Linked DNA regions of Homo sapiens: region 1 is linked to region 2. A link is an interaction called in ENCODE POLR2A ChIA-PET data of the cell type or tissue named here. Cell type or tissue: HepG2. All regions are shown on one strand. Each heading gives the region's core, and the rest is flanking DNA. Links, peaks and the distances in the headings are about the cores only. Region 1 overlaps USP4 (ubiquitin specific peptidase 4). Region 2 overlaps IHO1 (interactor of HORMAD1 1).

Region 1 (12,942 bases), core at 2,284-10,283, 87 kb after region 2:
ATGTTTGTTTGTTTGTTTGTTTGTTTGTTTTCTGAGATGGAGTCTTGCTCTGTCACGCAGGCTGGAGTGCAATGGTGCCATCTCAGCTCACTACAACCTCCACCTCCTGAGTTCAAGCAATTCTCCTGCCTCAGCCTCCCAAGTAGCTGGGATTACAGGTGCACGCCACCACTCCTGGCTAATTTTCTGTACTTTTAGTAGATAGGGGGGTCTCGCTATGTTCACCAGGCTGGTCTTGAACTCCTGACCTCAAGTGATCCACCCACCTCCGCCTCCCAAAGTGGGATTACAGGCCATGAGCCACTGTGCCCAGCCTTGTTTTGTTTTCTTGTGTTTTGAGACAAGCTCTTGCTCTGTCACCCAGGCTGCAGTGCAGTGCACAATTATAGCTCACTACAGCCTCAAACTCCTGTGCTCAAGGGATCCTCCCACCTCAGCCTCCCAAGAAGCTGGAACTGCAGGCACAAGCTACCATGCCCAGCTAATTTTTAAAAAAAATTTTGTAGAGACAGGAGTCTTGCTATGTTGACCAGGCTGGTCTCAAACTCCTATCCTCAAGCAATCCTCCCACCTCAGCTTTCCAAAATGTTGGGATTACAGGTATAAGCCACCATGCCTGACTCTTTTTTTCCAAGAGACAGGGTCTCCAGCCTGACCAACATGGAGAAACCCTGTCTCTACTAAAAATACAAAATTAGCCGGGCGTGGTGGCGCATGCCTGTAATCCCAGCTACTCGAGAGGCTGAGGCAGGAGAATTGCTTGAACCTGGGAGGCAGAGGTTGCAGTGAGCCAAGATCGCGCCATTACACTCCAACCTGGGCAACAAGAGTGAAACTCCATCTCAAACAAAAAAGAAAAAGAAAAAGAGACAGCATCTCACTCTGTCGTCCAGGCTGGAGTGCAATGATGCAATCGTGGCTCACGGTAACTTCGAACTCCTGGGCTCAAGCAAGCTTCCTCCCTCAGCCTTCTGAGTAGCTAGGACTATAGGCACATACCACTGTATCCCTGGTGTGGTTTGTCTTTTAAAGTCTGATCTGAGAGTTTGTCTTTAGTTTGGTAAATTTAACTCATCTACAGTGATTCTAATGCTGTTATTAGACTTCACTGAATTTAATTCAGCCTCCTTATTTCAGGTTTCTTTTTTTTCCCCCTTTTTCCACATGTTCTAACATGCTTTCTAATTACCATACTTCTTATTTTTTCCCCCCTTCATTTTTGCCTTCCATTAATTTTCCTTTTGCAGGTGTGGCAGTTTGCTAGTCGCCTCCTGCTAGCTATTTTCCCCTCCTTCCTTAGTTTGAGAACCCCAGTTTTTAGCTGGACATGATGCAGTCCTGCTATACAGTACATCCCAGCCTTCCTGAAAGCCAGGTATTGTCATATGATTAGCCAATGAGATACAAAGGAGGTTTGATGTATGATATCTGAGAAATGTCCTAAAAAGGAAGGGGTAGGTCAGCTGGGTTTAATATTGCCATGGAGCTGCTACGTCAGCAATGGATTGACTGCCTACGTCAGAAATTCTTTTCAGAAAGATGTAAGCCTCCATCTTGCTTAATACGCTAATTTGCAGATTTTTCTTACCTGCCAGCAAGCCTTTCCTAACTGACGTAGTATGTTTCAAAGTTATACATTCAATTTTCCGTTTCTGTTAGTTGTTCCATTAACTTATTAGGATCTCTATTTTTATTTTTCCCCATAAATTACATAAACTTACAATTGTTCACCTTTCTCATCCTCAAGAATAGTAGTTCTGGACATTCTCATCTCTCTCTGCTCTATACTAATTCCTCACCTATGTTGGAATTACCCAGAATTTATCTCTGGAATATTATAGATACTAGTTGCTTTCTTAAACCTTGATTATTATTGTACCTTTTTTTTTTTTTTCTCCTGAGACAGAGTCTCACTGTATCGCCCAAGCTGGAGTGCAGTGGCACGATCTAGGCTCACTGCAATCCCCACCACCATTCTCATGCCTCAGCCTCCCCAGTAGCTACGATTACAGGCATGTGCCACTGCACCGGGCTAATTTTCTTCTATTTTTTAAGAGATGGGGTTTCAGCATGTTGGCCAGCCACCGCACCTGGCCTATTATTGATTTTTTTTGGCCGGGCGCCGTGGCTTATGCCTGTAATCCCAGCATTTTGGGAGGCCGAGGCAGGCGGATCACTTGAGGCTAGAAGTTCGAGACCAGCCTGGCCAACATGGTGAAACCCCGTCTCTACTAAAAATACAAAAATTGGCTGTGCATGGGTGGCATGCACCTGTAATCCCAGCTACTCAGGAGGCTGAGGCACAGAATTGCTTGAACCCAGGAGGCAGAGGTTACAGTGAACCGAGATCATGCCACTGGACTCCAGCCTGGGCTACAGATCAAGACTCCGTCTATTAAAAAAACAAAAAAACAAAACCCCTGAGTGTATAAAATCAAGAAATTTGCACCAAGTGATACATCCATGTAACCACTACCCTGACCAAGAAACAGGACACCCCCAGACCCCTAGGTGTCCTTCTCACGATTCAGTCGCAATTCTTCCCAACACTAACCAGTTCTGACCATGAATCCCCAAGGTTAATTTTGCCTGTTATAAAGTTTTAAGTCAACAGAATCATTATGCCCTGCTCTGTGTCTACCTTCTCTCATTCATCATTTTTCATTAGACTCATCACTGTTGTGCAAAGCTGGACAGAATTTCCTTGTGTGCTTACACTTACTGCAGTTTATCCATTTACTTTTGATGGACATTTGGGTTAGCTCCAGTTTGTAACTATGACAAGCAGTGCTAGCACAAACATCCTGAAATATGTATTTAAGAGAACATGGGATATATTTCTATTGGTTATATGCCTAACAACAGGATTGTTGAGTAGCAGAATGTGCATATAATTCTACATTTTTGCCTCTTTTTTTTACTAGTGTTGCCTGACTTGTTTGTATTGACTAGTAGGAATTTCTTTGCAACTCTAGATATACGACCAGCTGTGGTGGCTCATGCCTGTAATCCAGCACTTTGGGAGGCTAAGGCAGGCAGATAACTACAGGCCAGGAGTTCAAGACCAGCCTGGCCAACATGGTAAAACCCTGTCTCTACTAAAAATACAAAAATTAGCTGGGCATGGTGGTGGGAGCTTGTAGTCCCAGCTGCTCGGGAGGCTGAGGCATCAGTCACTTGAACCCGGGAGTGGGGGTGCAGTGAGCTGAGATCGCACCATTGCACTCCAACCTTGGCAAGAGAGTAAGACTCCGTCACAGGGAAAAAAAAAAAAGAAAAAAAAATTCTGGACACAACTTGTCAGACATGGATTACAAATCTCTTCTCTCACTGTATGGCTTATGGCTTGTCTTCACTCACTGGTGAACAGACATTCTTTTTTTTTTGAGATGGAGTTTCGCTCTTGTTCCCCAGGCTAGAGTGCAATGGTGCAATCTCAGTTCCCTGCAACCTCCGCCTCCCGGGTTCAAGCGATTCTCCTGCCTCAGCCTCCCAAGTAGCTGAAATTACAGATATGCACCACCACGCCTGGCTAATTTTGCATTTTTAGTAGAGACAGGGTTTCTCCATGTTGGTCAGGCTGGTCTCAAACTCTCAACCTCAGGTGAGCCGCCCACCTCGGCCTCCCAAAGTGCTGGGATTACAGGCATGAGCCACTGCTCCTGGCCTTTTTAAAAAAAAAAAAAAAAAAAAAAAAAAAGAGATGGGGTCTTGCTGTCGCCCAGGCTGGAGGGCAATGGCAGAATCATAGCTCACTGCAGCCTCAAACTCCTGGACTCAAGCAATGCTCCCACCTCAGCCTGTCAGGTAGCTGGGACTACAGGCACTCACCATTGTGCTTAATCCCATCTGCAAAGTCCCTTTTGCCATGTCACCTGACATAATGACAGATTCTGAAACAGATTCTGGGAATTAGGATATGGATATCTCAGGGTGAAGATGAGCACAGCTATGCCTACCACAGCTATTTTATTTATCTTGTCAACAACTGGCAACCGGGGTTTCTTAAACTGGAGTCCATGACTGGACTTCAGGGGTTCTAACAGTTCTTCTCTTAAGAACTCATAGTTTTCATGGTTCTCAAATGACCTAGGAGCCCACTACTATGTAATGGTCACAGTCCAAGGCCTGACAGAGGGAAAAGGACAGAGCGCAACATTATTCCCATAACTACTGGAACACAGATATAATTTCCAAAACTTATACCATAACGAAAATTAATCACTTCTTTATCTCCCTAAGAACATGCACAGTTCCACATACCACATGAACATCTCTTGAAACAGATGTGTCCTTAGTCCAAGTTTTGTAGCTGAACAATTCACCCAGCAAGCTCCCAGGGCAACAATGAGTAACAGGCCACTGGGCAGAAACAGGTAGAATCAAGCTATCACTTTTTTTTTGTTTTTGTTTTTTTTGGGTCAGAGTCTTGCACTGTCACCTAGGCTGGAGTATAATGGTGCGATCTCAGCTCACTGCAGCCTTCACCTCCTGGATTCAAGCGACTCTTGAGCCTCAGCCTCCCGAGTAGCTGAGATTACAGGTACCTGCCACCATGCCTAGCTAATTTTTGTATTTTTAGTAGAGACAGGGTTTTACCATGTTGACCAGGCTGGGCTCGAACTCCTGGCCTCAGGTGAGCCACCTCCCACGGCCTCTCAAAGTGCTGAGCTTACAGGCATGAGCCACCATGCTCAGGCCTCAACTATCACTTTTAAGTCATATAAAACCCCATGCCTTAGCCTTCCTCTTATCCATCAAGGCCTCTAACTACATGTGGAGAAAATAAAAGCGTGACAAAAACAAAGCAACCTCCTGGTAGAGCAGCAACCTTAGACTTGATCCCTCATATCCCTTCCTCCTTTTCTCATTCTCCACGAGCAGAGGCTCGCCACCTTGCTGAGATATCCTGACAGGCTTCCCTTAGATGCTGCCCTGCTACCAAAAGCCACGGTCTTCATCCAGAAGCATGAACTCTGGATATACAAAATAGGCATTGTTCATCTGAATCAGAACAATTTTTCTTAGTACAAGTACTGCCTTAGGAAAGACTGTCTCTTTTGCACATGTGAGCCTACAACAAGGGAGAAAAAATTCACTTACTTTGACTGCAAGGTCTGCCTGGGCCATGTGCCATCTTCATTTTGAGGCTCAATTACTAGCACCTGAGTGAAAGGGGAAACCAAATGAGGAGAGTTCAAACCACCGCACTTCCAACATGCTTAGAAGCAAAAAGTATCTGGCCACACACCCTGGGCAGAGCTACCTGCTGGGGAATGGCCAGGGCCCTCCTACCTGACCCTGGTATAGCCCAGCATCCTGGACAGTGTTGTCTAGCTTGCTCAACTGCTCGTAGGTGTTGCTCATGTATTTGTTCCAGAGCCGTGTTTCACGCTCCGCAGGGATGTTGAATAGCTTCCGCATCTCTTTCTCGATGGTTGCTAGGAACAGGCAGAAATATCACTTGGGGCTTTGTCCACATGCAAGGCTAAAGACAGCCATGGCAAACTAATGCTCATCCTCTTTCTTGTCAGATGCTCACAGGTGCTCTGGATCAACCCCCTGATACCTCTTAAAATCAATCATCTCCCATGGGTGGCCTCTTGCACTCATATGCCTGGAAAGTATCCCTATGCTTCTTTGCTAACGTGTGTCTCTCATTTATGGCGCAAAAGCAACATAGAAAGCGAGAAAGCTTATCTTTGGAGTTAACTCAGATATGGCTTCAAAAGCTAGCTCCACCATTTTCTGGCTGCGATTTGTTTTTTTTTTTAAGAGACAGGATCTTGCTCTGATGCCCAGGCTGCAGTGCAGTGGTGGGATCGTAGCTCACTGTAAACCTTGCTGAGATTTTTAAATAAGTTATTTTTAAACTTCTTTGGATCTACATTTCCTTATCTTCATTATCATAGACAAATGGGCAAGGAGCAGGCCCAGTGTTCTCTCCATAAGAATTCCTGGAGGAATAGGCCCCCAGGTCAGGACTGGCAACTACAGCTCGAGATGATTTGGGTAACAAATCTAAAGAGGGCATATAAAATAATGCCCTCTTCCCTCCCATCAGCCACAATGTCCTACACTCTCTCACCACATACCAGGGACCCCAGCCCAGCCTCTCACCAATGGTGTCTGCCTTGCTGAAATGGCAACTCAGCACATTGGTGGGGTCACTGTTCTCACAGAGCTTCAGTTCCAGCAAATACACCTCGACTTTGCAGTGCTTGACAAACAGGCCATGCTCCACAACCTATGAACAAGAGGCAGGGGTGAGGGCATAGCGGTTTTGCAGCTGGGCAGTCTTGGATGTAGCATATCTTATCAGAAGCAAAAAGCAGAAAACTCATGATAATCCATTTCCTTTACTGATCAAGGGATCAAAAGAACAGATTTTTAAAGCTACCAGTACCTGGACAAAGAGTTTAAAAATATTTTTTCTGGCCGCGTGTGGTGGCTCACGCTTGTAATCTCAACACTCTGGGAGGCCGAGGTGGGTGGATCACTTGAGGTCAGGAATTTGAGACCAGCCTGACCAACATGGTGAAACCCCATTTCTATGAAAAATACAAAAATTAGCCGGGCATGGTGGCATGTGCCTGTAATCCCAACTACTCAGGAGGCTGAGACAGGGGAATCGCTTGAACCCAGGAGGTGGAGGCTGCAGTGAGCCAAGATCGCTCCACTGCACTCCAGCCTGGGCGACAGAGCGAGACTCTGTACCCCGCAAAAAAATATATATATATTTTTTTTCTACCCACTAAGACCAAGAGCATCTTGATGATATTAGAGAGAAGCCTATTCTTCACTGTTTTTTGTTTTTGAGATGGAGTCTTCCTCCGTCAGCAGCCTGGAGTGCAGTGGTGCGATCTCAGCTCATTACAACCTGCACCTCCTGGGTTCAAGAGATTCTCCTGCCTCAGCCTCCCGAGTAGCTGGGACTACAGGGGCCCACCATCATGCCCAGCTAATTTTTGTATTTTTAGTAGAGACAGGATTTCACCATGTTGGCCAGGATGGTCTCGATCTCTTAACCTCGTGATCCGCCTGCCTCAGCCTCCCAAAGTGCTGGGATTACAGGCGTGAGCCACCATGCACGGCCTGATCAAAGACTCTTTTTTTTTTTTTGCAACCGAGTCTCACTCTGTTGCCAGGCTGCAGTACAGTGGGGTGATCTCGGCTTACTGCAACCTCCGTCTCCTGGGTTCAAGCAATTCTCCTGCCTCAGCCTCCCGAGTAGCTGGGACTACAGGTATGTGCCACCACACCCAGTTAATTTTTGGATTTTTAGCAGAGACGAGGTTTCACCATGTTGGCCAGGGTGGTCTTGATCTCCTGACCTCGTGATCCACCCGCCTCAACCTCCCAAAGTGCTGGGATTACAGATGTGAGCCACTGCGCCTAGCTCAAAGACTCTTAAGCATAGAGGGAAAAGCAGTATCATAAAGGTTTTTTAAGATAAACAAGATGCAGGACATTAGCTATATGTCCATATGCCCCCAGTGAACTTTCTCTCATAGAATTTTCCAGAAAGTTCTCTCACAGCGCTGCTGGGCACATTCCAAGCCACTGGGCAGCTCTGATGTTTAGAGGCCACTCATGATAATATTCTGGGTGAGCAACTTCACTCACAACCACAATTTCCTAAAGAGAACCAGAAACAGGCTGGGCGTAGTGGCTCACGCCTGTAATCCCACCACTTTGGGGGGCCGAGTCGGGCGGATCACAAGGTCAAGAGTTTGAGACCAGACTGGCCAACATGGCGAAACCCCGTCTCTACTAAAAATACAAAAATTGGCCAGGCGTAGTGAAAGGCGCCTGTAATCCCAGCTACTCAGGAGGCTGAGGCACGAGAATCACTTGAACCTGGGAGCCAGAGGCTGCAGTGAGCCGAGATCGTGCCGTTGCACTCCAGCCTGGGCGACAAGTGCACAAGACTCCATCTCAAAAAAAAAAGAGATCCAGAAACAAGGCCTCAAGCACCACTATTCAACCACTGAGGTATGTTCATTTTCCTAGCAAACACTAGTCAGTGTCCAACAGAAAGCACCTGCAGACAGTGACCAGCAGGTGGGACAATTCACATAACTCACTTTTCTGACGATGGGTTGCTGGCCTTCTACACAGCCGTACCAGTTTAGTAGTTTATTCCACGCCTCGGTAGGGACCAATACATAGTCCAATTCATCAATTAAGTGTTCTTTCAAGGTCTGACTCTCAGGATCTAAAAAAGGAAAAGAGCACATAAGTCACTGCTCTTTACCCCAGAAATGATGGTTTTACATGATTTCCATGTACTTTTCAGAAATAAGAAAATTATTTACAGAAAGAAACAGGAATGAAATTCCAAAATTCTGTCACTGGTCATTATACAGAGCAGACTTTTGTCTTTATCCATGTTTTCTCTTTATCCATGAAGATTTTATGAGGAATTTGTATTTCTTCTATAATTGGAGGGAGAGAAGAGGATAAAAAAGAAAAACTCCAGGCTGGGTGTGGTGGCTCACACCTGTAATCAGCACTTTCGGAGGCTGAGGCGGTTGGATCATGAGGTCAGGAGTTTGAGAGCAGCCTGGCCAACATGGTGAAACCCCGTCTCTACTAAAAATATAAAAATTAGCCGGGTGTGGTAGCGGGCACCTGTAGTCCCAGCTACTCGGGAGGCTGAGGCAGGAGAATTGCTTGAACCCGGGAGGCAGAGGTTGCAGTAAGCCAAGATCACGCCACTGCACTCCAGCCTGGTGAAAGAGCAAGACTCCATCTCAAAAATAAATAAATCATACATGAGGTGGTTATGGTTTCCCACCATCCCTCCGACTAGTTTACACACCTTTTTCAGGGCAGGGTTCCTTTGTTGTCATTTCAACAATGCTCATAACATCTTCACCAGACATAGATTCCATCTCAAGAAACCATTTTCTTTGCTCACCCATAAGAAGCAACTCCTCAGCCATTCAAGTTTTATCATAAGATTAAAGCAATTCAGGCCGGGCATGTTGGCTCATGCCTGTAATTCCAGCACTTTGGGAGGCTGAGGCAGGCAGATCACTTGAGGTCAGGAATTCAAGATCAGCCTGGCCAACATGGTGAAACCCCATTTCTAGTAAAAATACAAAAATTAGCTGGGCATGGTGATGCATGCCTGTAGTCCCAGCTACTCGGGAGGCTGAGGCATAAGAATTGCTTGAACCCAGGAGGTGGAGACTGCAGTGAGCCGAGATACCCCACTGTACTCCAGCCTGGGTGACAGAGCAAGACTCTGTCTCAAAAGAAATAAAAATAAATAAAAATTAAAATTAAAAATAGGCCAGGCGCAGTGGCTCACACCTGTAATCCCAGCACTTTCGGAGGCCGAGGTGGGCAGATCATGAGGTCAGGAGTTCAAGACCAGCCTGGCCAGGGTAGTGAAACCCCGTCTCTACTACAAACACAAAAATTAGCTGGGCATGGTGGTGCACACCTGTAGCCCAGCTACTTGGGAGGCTGAGGCAGGAGAATTGTTTGAACCCAGGAGGCGGAGGTTGCAGTGAGCCAAGATTGCGCCACTGCACTCCAGCCTGGGTGACACAGCGAAACTCCATCTCAAAAAAAATAAAAATAAAAGTAAAAATAAAAAATAAAGCAATTCAGTCACATCTTCAGGCTTCACTTCTAATTCTAGTTCTCTTGCTATTTCCACTTTTGCTGTTACTTCTCCCACTGATGTCTTGAGCCCGTTGAAGTCATCCGTAAGTGTTGGAATGAACTTCTTCCAGACTCCTATTAATGTTGATTTTGACCTCCCATGAATCATGAATATTTTTGTGTGTGTGTGTGGGCAGGTGGGAGTGGCAGGCCTTACTCTATCACCCAGGCTGAAGTGCAGTGGCATGATTACAGCTCACTGCAGCTTCGACCTCCCAGACTCAAGCAATCCTCCTGCCTTAGTCTCCCAAGTAGCTAGAACTACAGGTGCATGCCACCAGGCCTAGCTAATTTTCGTATTTTTTATAGGGATGGGGTTTTGCCAAGTTGCCCACCCTAGTCTCCAATTCCTGGGTTCAAAGGATCCACCTACTTCAGCCTGCCAAAGTCCTGGGATTATAGGTATAAGCCACTGCACCAGGTGGAATCATGAATATTCTTAATGGCATCTAGAATGGTAAATCCTTTCCAAAAGGTTTTCAATTTAATTTGCCCAGATCCTTCAGGAGAATCACTATCTATGGCAGATAAAGTCTTATAAAATGTATTTCTTAAATAATAAGACTTGAAAGTTGAAATCAAATCAGGCACGCTGGCTCAGGCCTGTAATCCCAGCACTTCGGCAGGCTGAGGCGGGAGGATCACTTGAGGTCAGAAGTTTGAGACCAGCCTGGCCAACATGGTGAAACCTGGTCTCTACTAAAAATACAAAAATTAGCCAGGTGGAGGGACGGGCACCTGTATCCCAGCTACTCAGGAGGCTGAGGCAGGAGAATTACTTGAACCTGGTAGGAGGAGGCAGGAGAATTGCTTGAACCTGGGAGGGAGAGGTTGCAGGGAGCCAAGACTGAGCCACTGCACTCCAGCCTGGGCAACAGAGTGAGACTCTGTCTCAAAACAAACAAACAAACAAACAAACAAACAAAAAAAGTTGAAATTACTTCTTGACTCACAGGCTGCAGAACGGATGTTTTTAGTAGGCATGAAACAACATTAATCTCCTCATGCATCTCCATCAGAGCTCTTGGGTAACTAGGTACATTGCAATGGAGCAGTAACTTTTTTTTTTTTGAGACAGTCTCGCTGTGTCCCCCAGGCTGGAGTGCAGTGGCGCCATCTCGGCTCACTGCAAGCTCCACCTCTCGGGTTCATGCTATTCTCCCGCCTCAGCCTCCCGAGGAGCTGGGACTACAGGCACCCGCCACCACACCCGGTTAATTTTGTTTTTGTATTTTTAATAGAGACAGGGTTTCACCATGTTAGCCAGGATGGTCTCAATCTCCTGACCTCGTGATCCGCCCACCTTGGCCTCCCAAAGTGCTGGGATAACAGGCGTAAGCCACTGCACCTGGCAGCAGTAACATTTTGATAAGATTAGCTCAGTGCTTTTTCTGAGCAGTAGGTCTCAACCCTGAGCTAAAAATATTGGGAGGCTGGAGGCTGGAGGCCGGAGGCCGGGCGCGGTGGCTCCCACCTGTAATCCCAGCACTTTGAGAGGCCGAGATGGGTGGATCACGAGATCAGGAGATTGAGACCATCCTGGCCAACATGGTGAAACCCCGTCTCTACTAAAAATACAAAAAAAGTAGCCGGGTGTGGTGGCAGGCACCAGGCGCCTGTGATCCCAGCTACTCAGGAGGCTGAGGCAGGAGAATCGTGTGAACCCGGGAGGCGGAGCTTGCAGTGAGCCGAGATCGCGCCACTGCACTCCAGTCTGGGTGACAGAGCAAGACTCCGTCTCAAAAAAAAAAAAAATATTGGGAGGCCGGGCGTGGTGGCTCACACCTGTACTCCCAGCACTTGGGGAGGCCGTGGTGGGCAGTTACCTGAGGTCGAGAGTTCGAGACCAGCCTGACCAACAAGGAGAAACCCCGTCTCTACTAAAAAAACAAAATTAGCTGGGCGTGGTGGCGCACGCCTATAATCCCAGCTACTCAGGAGGCTGAGGCAGGAGAATCGCTTGAACCTGGGAGGCAGAGGTTGTGGTGAGCCAAGATCGCACCATTGCACTCCAGCCTGGGCAAAAGAGCAAAACTCCGACTCAAAAAAAAAAAAATCGGTAAACTTGTTGTGGTGGCTCATGCCTGTAATCCCAGCACTTAGGGAGGTCAAGGCGGGTGGATCACTTGAGGCCAGGAGTTTGAGACCAGCCTGGCCAAAATAGCAAAACCCCATCTCTACTAAAAGTACAAAAATTAGCCAGAACTGGTGGTGCATGTCTGTAATCTCAGCTACTTGGGAGGCTGAGCCATGAGAATAACTTGAACCCGGGAAGCAGAGGTTGCAGTAAGCCGAGATTGCACCACTGCATTCCAGCCTGGGCGACACAGCGAGATTCTGTCCCAGAAAAATAAAATAAAAACAAAAATATTCGGTATACCATGCTGTAAATAAATATGCTATCATGCAGGCTTTGTTGTTGCATGTGTAGGGCACAGGCAGAGCAGATTTAGCATAATTCTTGAGGGCCTTGGGATTTTTGGAATGATAAATGAGCACTAGCTTCAAACTAAAGTCACCATCTGCAGTATCCCTTAAGAAGAGAGTCAGCCTGTCCTTCAAGGCTCTGAATCTGGCCGGACAGAGTGGCTCATGCCTATAATCCCAGCACTTTGAGAAGTCAAGGCAGACAGATCACTTGAGCCCAGGAGTTGGAGACCAGCCCGGGCAACACGGCAAAATCCCATCTCTACAAAAAAAAAAAAAAAATACAAAGCTGGGCACAGTGGCTCACACCTGTAATTCCAGCACTTTGGGAGGTCAAGGCGGGTGGACCACCTGAGGTCAGGAGTTCGAGACCAGGCTGGCCAACGTGCTGAAATCCCGTCTTTACTAAAAATACAAAAAAAAATTAGCTGGGTGTGGTGGCAGGTACCTGTAATCCCAGCTACTTGGGAGGCTGAGGCAGGAGAATCACTTGAAACTGGGAGGTGGAGGTTGCAGTGAGCCAAGATTGTGCCATTGCACTTCAGCCTAGACGACAGAGCGAGACTCTGTCTTACAAAACAAACAAACAAACAAACATATAAAAATCAGCCAGGCATGGTGGCAAGCAACTGTAGTCCTAGCTACTCAGGAGGCTGAGGTGGGAGGATCACTTGAGCCCAGGAGGTTAAGGCTGCAGTGAGCTGTGATCACACACTACAGCCTGGGTGACAGGGCAAGACCCTGTCTCAAAAAAAAAAAAGGCTCTGAACCCAGGCACTGACTTTTCCCCTCTAGCAGCAAAGAGGTAGATGGCATCTTCCCAATAGAAGGGTGTTT
Region 2 (8,000 bases), core at 1-8,000:
ACTTTCTATACACTCAGTTACATAATTGTTTGGTGTGTATAATGTAGGTTTAAAAATTTACATAAATGAACTGTAATAGAGTTAATTCTTTTTTTTTTTTTGAGACTGAGTCTCACTGTATCACCCAGGCTGGAGTGCAGTGGCACAATCTCGGCTCACTGCAACCTCTGCCTCCCGGGTTCCAGTGATTCTTCTGCCTCAGCCTCCCAAGTAGCTGGGATTACAGGTGTCTGCCACCATACCCAGCTAATTTTTGTATTTTTAGTAGAGACAGGGTTTCACCATGTTGGTCAGGCTGGTCTCGAACTCCTAACCTTGTGATCTGCCCACCTCGCCTCCCAAAGTGCTAGCTAGGATTACAGGCGTGAGCCACCGTGCCTGGCCAAGTTCATCCAATTTTTACCTTTTCTTGTACTCAAAACTATGTTTTTGAGAAGTCTCAAAATCCCATGTGATTATATATAAATCTTTTTTTTTTTTTTTTGAGGAGTCTTACTCTGTTGCCCAGGCTGGAGTGCAGTGGTGCAAATTTGGCTGACTACAAGCTCCGCCTCCTGGGTTCATGCCATTCTCCTGTCTCAGCCTCCCAAGTAGCTGGGATTACAGGCACCCACCATCAGGCCTGGCTAATTTTTTTGTATTTTTTAGTAGAGATGGGGTTTCACCATGTTAGCCAGGATGGTCTCGATCTCCTGACCTCATGATCCACCCTCCTCGGCCTCCCAAAGTGCTGGGATTACAGGCGTGAGCCACCGCACCCGGCCGATTATATATAAATCTAACTTAATGCTTCTGGCTGCTGAATCAGCTAATGCATGTACCTTATTTTATTTATCTATTTTAATGATGAACAGATTGATCTTTTAAAAAGATAACATTCTTGGCTGGGTGCAATGGCTCATGACTGTCATCCCAGCACTTTGGGAGCCTGAGGTGAGCAGATTACCTGAGGTCAGGAGTTCGAGAGACCAGCCTGGCCAACATGGTGAAACCCCATCTCTATTAAAAATACAAAAATTGACCACATGTGGTGGCAGATGCCTGTAATCCCAGCTACTCAGGAGGCTGAGGCAGGAGAATGGCTTGAACCCGGGAGGTGGAGGTTGCAGTGGGCCAAGATTGCACCACTGCATGCCAGCCTGGGCAACAGAGTGAGACTCTGTCTCAAAAAAAAAAAAAAAAAGATAACATTCTTGGCCCTGCACGGTGGCTCACACCTGTAATCCCAGCAATTTGGGAGGCTGAGATGGGCGAATCACCTGAGGTCAGGAGTTCAAGACCAGCCTGGTCAACATGGTGAAACCCCATCTCAACTATAAATACAAAAATTAGCCTGGTGTGGTAGCACATACCTGTAGTCCTAGCTACCCAGGAGGCTGAGGCTGCAGTGAGCCGAGATCATGCCACTGCACTCCAGCCTGGGCGACAGAGTAGGATCCTGTCTCAAAACAATAAAATAAAATGATAACATTCTTTTAATCTCTACAATTTTATGAACTGTAATTTCCAATATGGTGTTGTAGCCCAGAATGCTGTTATACAAAGAATGATGATGTCAATCCTTTCTGTTTGAGTTTCCATCTGGTTGTTCCCAGATAGTAATAAAAATGTGTGGTATTCAGAATTTCCTTGTGTTTCATTGTACTGACAATATACAGGGGACTTGAAGGTCAGAACAAGCTATCATTCTGCCCAAAATGTTCTGAAATGGACAGCTGTGAACTATGATTTCATTTGTTCAGGATATTTGTCTATTTGATACACTTTTTTTTGCTAAATTTCAGGAACAAGAAGTCATCCAACTGGAATAATAATCAAAATGATTATTCCAGTCTCAGTGATTCCCAGTTCCTCTTTGGATCTCAGTTCTGTCCAGAAAATTCAGAAACCCTATCAGCACCCTTGGACTTTGGTGCCCACTTGAGACATTCAAAACAGTCACAACAGAACTATCTGGAGGTGAGTCTGGTTTCCAGAATTGATCTGCACACATTTCACAGTCATTATGGAGATAAACTATAAAGAATACTTATTCTGGCCAGGTGCAATGGCTGACACCTGTAATCCCTGCACTTGGGGAGGCTGAGGCAAGTGGATCCCTTGAGCCCAGGAGTTTGAGACCAGCCTGGGCAACATGGCAAAACCCCATCTCTACAAAAAGTACAAAAATTAGCTGAGTGTGGTGGCTGAGGCAGGAGGATTGCTTGAGCCCAGGAAGTCAAGGCTGCAGTGACCCATGATTCTGCCAGTGTACTCCAGCCTGGGTGACAGAGTGAGAACCTGTCTCAAAAAAAAAACAAACAAGGCCAGGTGTTGTGGCTCATGCCTGTAATGCCAGCAATTTGGGAGGCCGAGGCAGGTGGATCACAAGGTCAGGAGTTCAAGACCAGCCTGGCCAAGATGGTGGAACCCCGCCTCTACTAAAAATACAAAAATTAGCCGGGTGTGGTGGCAGGCGCCTGTAATCCCAGCTACTCGGGAGGCTGAGGCAGAGAATCGCTTGAACTCAGGAGGTAGAGGTTGCAGTGAGCCGAGATCAAACCACTGAACTCTATCCTGGGAGATAGAGCATGACTCTGTCTCAAAACAAACAAACAAAACAAAAAAACCCGACAACCAATACTTAGTTTCTAGCCTTAAAAAAATTACTTATTCTGTTGGAATATGTTTTAGAATTGTACATCTGTAAGGATTACTCTCCTAAAGGGATTTGTGCTTGATTAGTGACTCATTTGACTTAATAGTCTGAAATGGCAACATTTATATTTGCGGTTTCTTCTATTACAAAGCAACGTAAAATAGTGTCAATTCCTTGACCAATCCTAGGGAGAGGCAAATATATATACATATATATTTGCCTAAGGCTAGTCATACTATTGTTTGTGAGAATTTATAAGTAAAAATAGTTTTCATAAAATAGAAATAAAATAACAAATTTTATTTTAGACAGACTTTTTTAAATAATAAACTTCATGTAATCTGTATACTTTAGTCAACTATACTACATTATGTCCTTGAAGAAGAAGGAGATGAGGATTCTGAGGCCTAGGTTAGTGAGTAAAGGCCAGAATGAGGAACAGAGTCTCTTGAATCCTTGATGTTTTGAGATTAACCTGTCTTTTCCTTTTTTTTTTTTTTTTTTTTTTTTTTTTTTTGAGACAGAGTCTTGCTCTGTCACCTGGGCCGAGGTCCAGTGGCATGATCTCAGTTCACTGACTGCAAACTTCGCCTTCCAGGTTCAAGTAATTCTCCTGTCTCAGCCTCCCTAGTAGCTGGGATTATAGGTGTGTGCCACCACACACGGCTGATTTTTGCGTTTTTAGTAGAGACAGTGTTTCTCCATGTTGGCGGGCTAGTCTTGAGCTCCTAACCTCAGATGATCTGCTCACCTCAGCTGCCCAAAGTGCTGGGATTACAGGTGTGAGCCACCATGCCCAGCCTGATTCTTTGAGATCAATCTGTGTTTTCTTGTGAGTCAAAAACATTTTGATTTTGGAGGCACCTATAACTAAATGTAGTTTTGTTTTGTTTTGTTTTGTTTTGTTTTTGAGACAGAGTTTTTCCCTCTGTCACCCAGGCTGTAGTGCAGTGGTGCTGTGGCAGGAATCAGAGGACCAGAGAGACCAAATGGATAAAACAGGAGGATTTTATTAAGGTGTGCACCGGCTCAGCGGATTCGCATCCAAAAGGCTGAGACCTGAACAGAAACAGGGCTTGACTTTTATACACATTTCTGAAAGGGGATTGGCCAGTTTGAATGGCGTGGAGGGAATTTGGTGGCATGAAGTGTATAGTGCAGGCAAGTGGGCATACAGAAGCAGAACAAAGGCAGTTAATCAAACAGTGACAGGTTTCATCATCCTAGCATAGCTCGTGACCTCGCAGCTGCATTGGAAGGAAAACAGGAACTTATCAAACTAAAGCAGGCTTTGCATCTGGTACATATCTTACTCAAGCTCGTCTTGTGACCTTGTCATGTTGCACAGAAGAGAAACAGGAATTGTAAAACTCTGTGAAGTAACCTTGAGTATCACTAAGGAAGGATTATCAAAGGGGAGGGGGAAGTTGGGAAAAGAGAAAAACCTGCTTTCCCACCCTCGCCTGGGAATGGGAGGAGAGGGGACTCTGGAGCACATTCCTTGAGGGCTCTGGTTTTGCACATAGTGTTATCAAAGCCCTGCCAGAGCTCTGCTGCCTATTGCTAGGTCTTGGAGTGAGTCAGCCCAGCAAGAGAAAACTTGTTTTTCTCTTTACATCTCCTGCTTCAGTGTGATCTCAGCTCACTGCAACCTCTGCCTCCTGGGTGCAAGCAATTATCATGCCTCAGCCTCCTGAGTGGCTGGGATTATAGGCGCCTGCCCCCATGCCCAGCTAATTTTTGTATTTTTAGTAGAGACAGGGTTTCACTGTGTTGGCTAGGCTGGTCTCAAACTCCTGACCTCAAGTGATCCACCTGCATTGGCCTCCCAAAGTGCTGGGATTACAGGTGTGAGCTACCATGCCTGGCCACACCAAGCTAATTTTTTTCTTTTTTTTTTTGAGAGGGAGCCTCACTGTTGCCAGACTGGAGTGCAGTGGCATGATCTCAGCTCACTACAACCTCTGCCTCCCGGGTTCAAGCGATTCTCCTGCCTCAGTCTCCTGAGTAGATGGGACTATGGGCGTGCACCACCACGCCCAGCTAATTTTTGTATTTTTAGTAGAGACAGGATTTCACCATGTCAGCCAGGATGGTCTCAATCTCCTGACCTCATGACCCACCTGCCTCAGCCTCCCAAAGTTCTGGGATTACAGGCGTGAGCCCCCGTGCCCAGCTGCACCAGCTAATTTTTATATTTTTTGTAGGGATGGGGTTTAGCCATGTTGCCCAGGCTGGTCTTGAACTCCTGGGCTCAAGGGATTTTTTTTTTTTTTTTGAGACGGAGTTTTGCTCTGGTTGCCCAGACTGGAGTGCAATGGTACGATCTCGGCTCACCACAACCTCTGCCTTCCAGGTTTAAGCAATTCTCCTGCCTCAGTCTCCTGAGTAGCTGGGATTACAGGCATGCGCACCACGCCTGGCTAATTTTGTATTTTTAGTAGAGACGGGGTTTCTCCATGTTGGTCAGGCTGTTCTTGAACTCCCCACCTCAGGTGATCTGCCCACTTCGGCCTCCCAAAGTGCTGGGATTATAGGCGTAAGCCACTGTGCCCAGCCTGGGCTCAAGTTTTATATATAAACTTACATGCATCAAATAGGGACTTAACAAATAAGATTAAGTTGGTGCTTTTTTTTCTTTTCTTTTCTTTTCTTTTCTTTTGAGACAGAGTCGCACTCTGTCACCCGGGCTAGAGTGCAGTGGCACGATCTTGGCTCACTGCAACCTCCTCTTCCCAGGTTCAAGAGATTCTCCTGCCTCAGCCTCCCGAGTAGCTGTGATTACAGGTGTGTGCCACCACGCCCAGCTAATTTTTGTTTTTGTTTTTGTTTCTGTTTTGAGACGGAGTTTCACTCTTGTCGCCCAGGCTGGAATGCAGTGGTGCAATCTTGGCTCACTGCAACCTCCTCCTTCTGTGTTAAAGCAATTCTCCTGCCTCAGCCTCCTGAGTAGTTGGGATTACAGGCGCCTGCCAGCATGCCCGGCTAATTTTTTGTATTTTAGTAGAGACAGGGTTTCGCCAAGTTGAGCAGGCTGGTCTCAAACTCCTGACCTCAGGTGATCCGCCCGCCTCGGCCTCCCAAAGTGCTGGGATTACAGGCATGAGCCACCACACCCGACCAATTTTTGTATTTCTAGTAGTGACGGGGTTTCATCACATTGGTCAGGTTGGTCTCAAACTCCTGACCTTGTGATCCACCCACCTCGGCCTCCCAAACAAAGTGTTGGGAGTACAGGGGTGAGCCACCATGCCCAGCCAGTCGGTGCTTTAAGTTAGTAAAGTATGCTCTGAAATAAGTATTTCAGTACAAAAATTGGTATCTAGTGATATGAAGGAATAAATGACCTCCCTGAATGTTTCAGAATTTTGCCAAAGAATGCAGAAAGTGGCTCACCATTTGTCAGCATGCCCACTGTCCAGTCCACATCAAACTTACCAATATGAGTTCAGTTCACTAGCAGCTGAGCAACAGCAATTTGAGTTAAAATTATGATTATGAAAACTTTAACACATCATGTCAGAAATAGCATAAATGGTTCTCTGTTCTTGCCTTTAAATTTATGCAATTGATTCTAAGCTATTTTGGTTGACATTTAAAATATCTCTGGGCTGGTAAGGCAAAAATCTATATTAATAAAAACAGTTGCTTTATTTTAAATATAATTTTCTGGTGTATACAAAGATAAAATGGAAATACTACTTGCTATGTTACGTTACAGCAATATGGTTTGCACTTAAATGTGACTCTGCATTGTACAGAAAATAGTGAATGCTATAAATATTTTTATGTGTGAAATGCTATATATTTTTTTCATTTAACAGGGTGAACCTAGCATTTTCACAAAGTACCAGACAAAGCCCCAGCTGTTCGGAGGAGATATAAAAGATGGAGGTTTATTTCCTCCTCCTTTGTCAGTTGGAAAATCAAAAGGCCTCTTGGAACAGTTTGAGGAGAAAAAGAAAAGGGCAAAAGACAAATGTGACAGGTATGTAAACCTTTCAAATGGATGAAAGAACTCACCTTTTCTGAGTAAAACAAGACATAGAGTGTCAGTAATTAAATAATTCAATTTTAGCATAATAGCATGTATTAGAGTTCTCCAGAGAAACCAAACCATAGGACTTACACACACATACACACACACACACACACACACAGACACACAAACAGACACACAGAGAAAGAGGGAGAAAGAGAAAGAGGGAGAGAGAGAATTATAGATTGATTTTTTTTTTTTGACGGAGTCTTGCTCTGTCGCCAGGCTGGAGTGCAGTGGCACAATCTTGGCTCACTGCAACCTCTGCCTCCCAGGTTCAAGCGATTCTCCTGCCTCAGCCTCCTGAGTAGCTGGGACTACAGGCGCCTGCCACCATGCCTGGCTAATTTTTGTATTTTTAGTAGAGACAGGGTTTTACCATGTTGGCCAGGCTGGTCACAAACTCCTGACCTCAGTTGATCCACCCATCTCAGCCTCCCAAAATGCTGGAATTATAGGCGTGAGCCACTGTGCCTGGCCATTATTATTATTATTATTTATTTTATTATTATTTTTTTCTGAGATGGAGTTTCACTCTTGTTGTCCAGACTGGAGTGCAATGGCACAATCTCGGCTCACTGAAACATCCGCCTCCTGGGTTCAAGTGATTCTCCTGCCACAGCCTCCCGAGTAGCTGGGATCACAAGCGCATGCCAGCATGCCCAGCTCATTTTTGTATTTTCAGTAGAGACGGGGTTCGCCATGTTGGCCAGGCTGGTCACGAACTCCTGACCTCAGGTGATCTGCCCACTTCGGCCTCCCAAAGTGCTGGCATTACAAGCATGAGCCACCGCAGTCTTCCCACCTTAGCTTCCCAAGTAGCTTCGATCAGAGGCACACACAGCTGTGGCCACCTAATTTTTTTTTTTCAGAGATAGTGTCTCACTATGTTGTCCAGGCTGGTCTTGAACTCCTGGGCTCAAGCAGTCGTCCCACCTCGACCTCTCAAAGTGCTGGGATTACAGGCATGAGCCACCATACCCAGCCTCCTAGTTATTCTTAATTGCCTTCTTGTCAATATGATTTGTGGTAGATTTACATACCACAATTTTTTTCTCTCTGAAAAATAAAAACTAGAGGATTTCTAAGAGAAATGTAATATTCAAGTAATGTTACACTTATTTTTCCTAAACATCTGCCCCCTGATTTTTCTTTTCAGATCATCAGGATTAGGAAGTTGGACAACATTATTTATTTTAGAGTCTAGAATAGAATGTGGCCAGGCACGGTGGCGGGTGCCTGTAATCCCAGCTACTCAGGAGGCTGAGACAGGAGAATCACTTGAACCCAGGAGGCGGAGGTTGCAGGGAGCCTAGATTGCAC

Evidence for each region. Peaks named below come from ENCODE experiments on the same cell type or tissue, not always from the same donor. Only the 100,000 strongest peaks of a DNase experiment are listed, where the experiment ranks them.
Region 1: POLR2A ChIA-PET joins it to region 2 with 6 read pairs; 3 of 35 experiments call an interaction of 5 or more read pairs at or near these places.

The regions. Positions count from the first base shown.
Region 1 is chr3:49,319,599-49,332,540 of GRCh38, forward strand. USP4 (ubiquitin specific peptidase 4) reads right to left here. Exons shown (of 22, transcript NM_003363.4): 3 at 8,088-8,218; 4 at 6,121-6,247; 5 at 5,296-5,441; 6 at 5,104-5,165. Among named protein-coding and RNA genes, the nearest start is that of USP4, 14 kb to the right of the region's middle. In HepG2, for the core only: a CTCF peak has its summit at 8,069 (motif pointing right); a DNase peak (open chromatin) is centred at 8,073.
Region 2 is chr3:49,234,764-49,242,763 of GRCh38, forward strand. IHO1 (interactor of HORMAD1 1) reads left to right here. Exons shown (of 8, transcript NM_001135197.2): 3 at 1,785-1,959; 4 at 6,463-6,626. Among named protein-coding and RNA genes, the nearest start is that of MIR4271, 35 kb to the right of the region's middle. In HepG2, for the core only: no CTCF peak of the experiment used is centred there; a DNase peak (open chromatin) is centred at 3,858.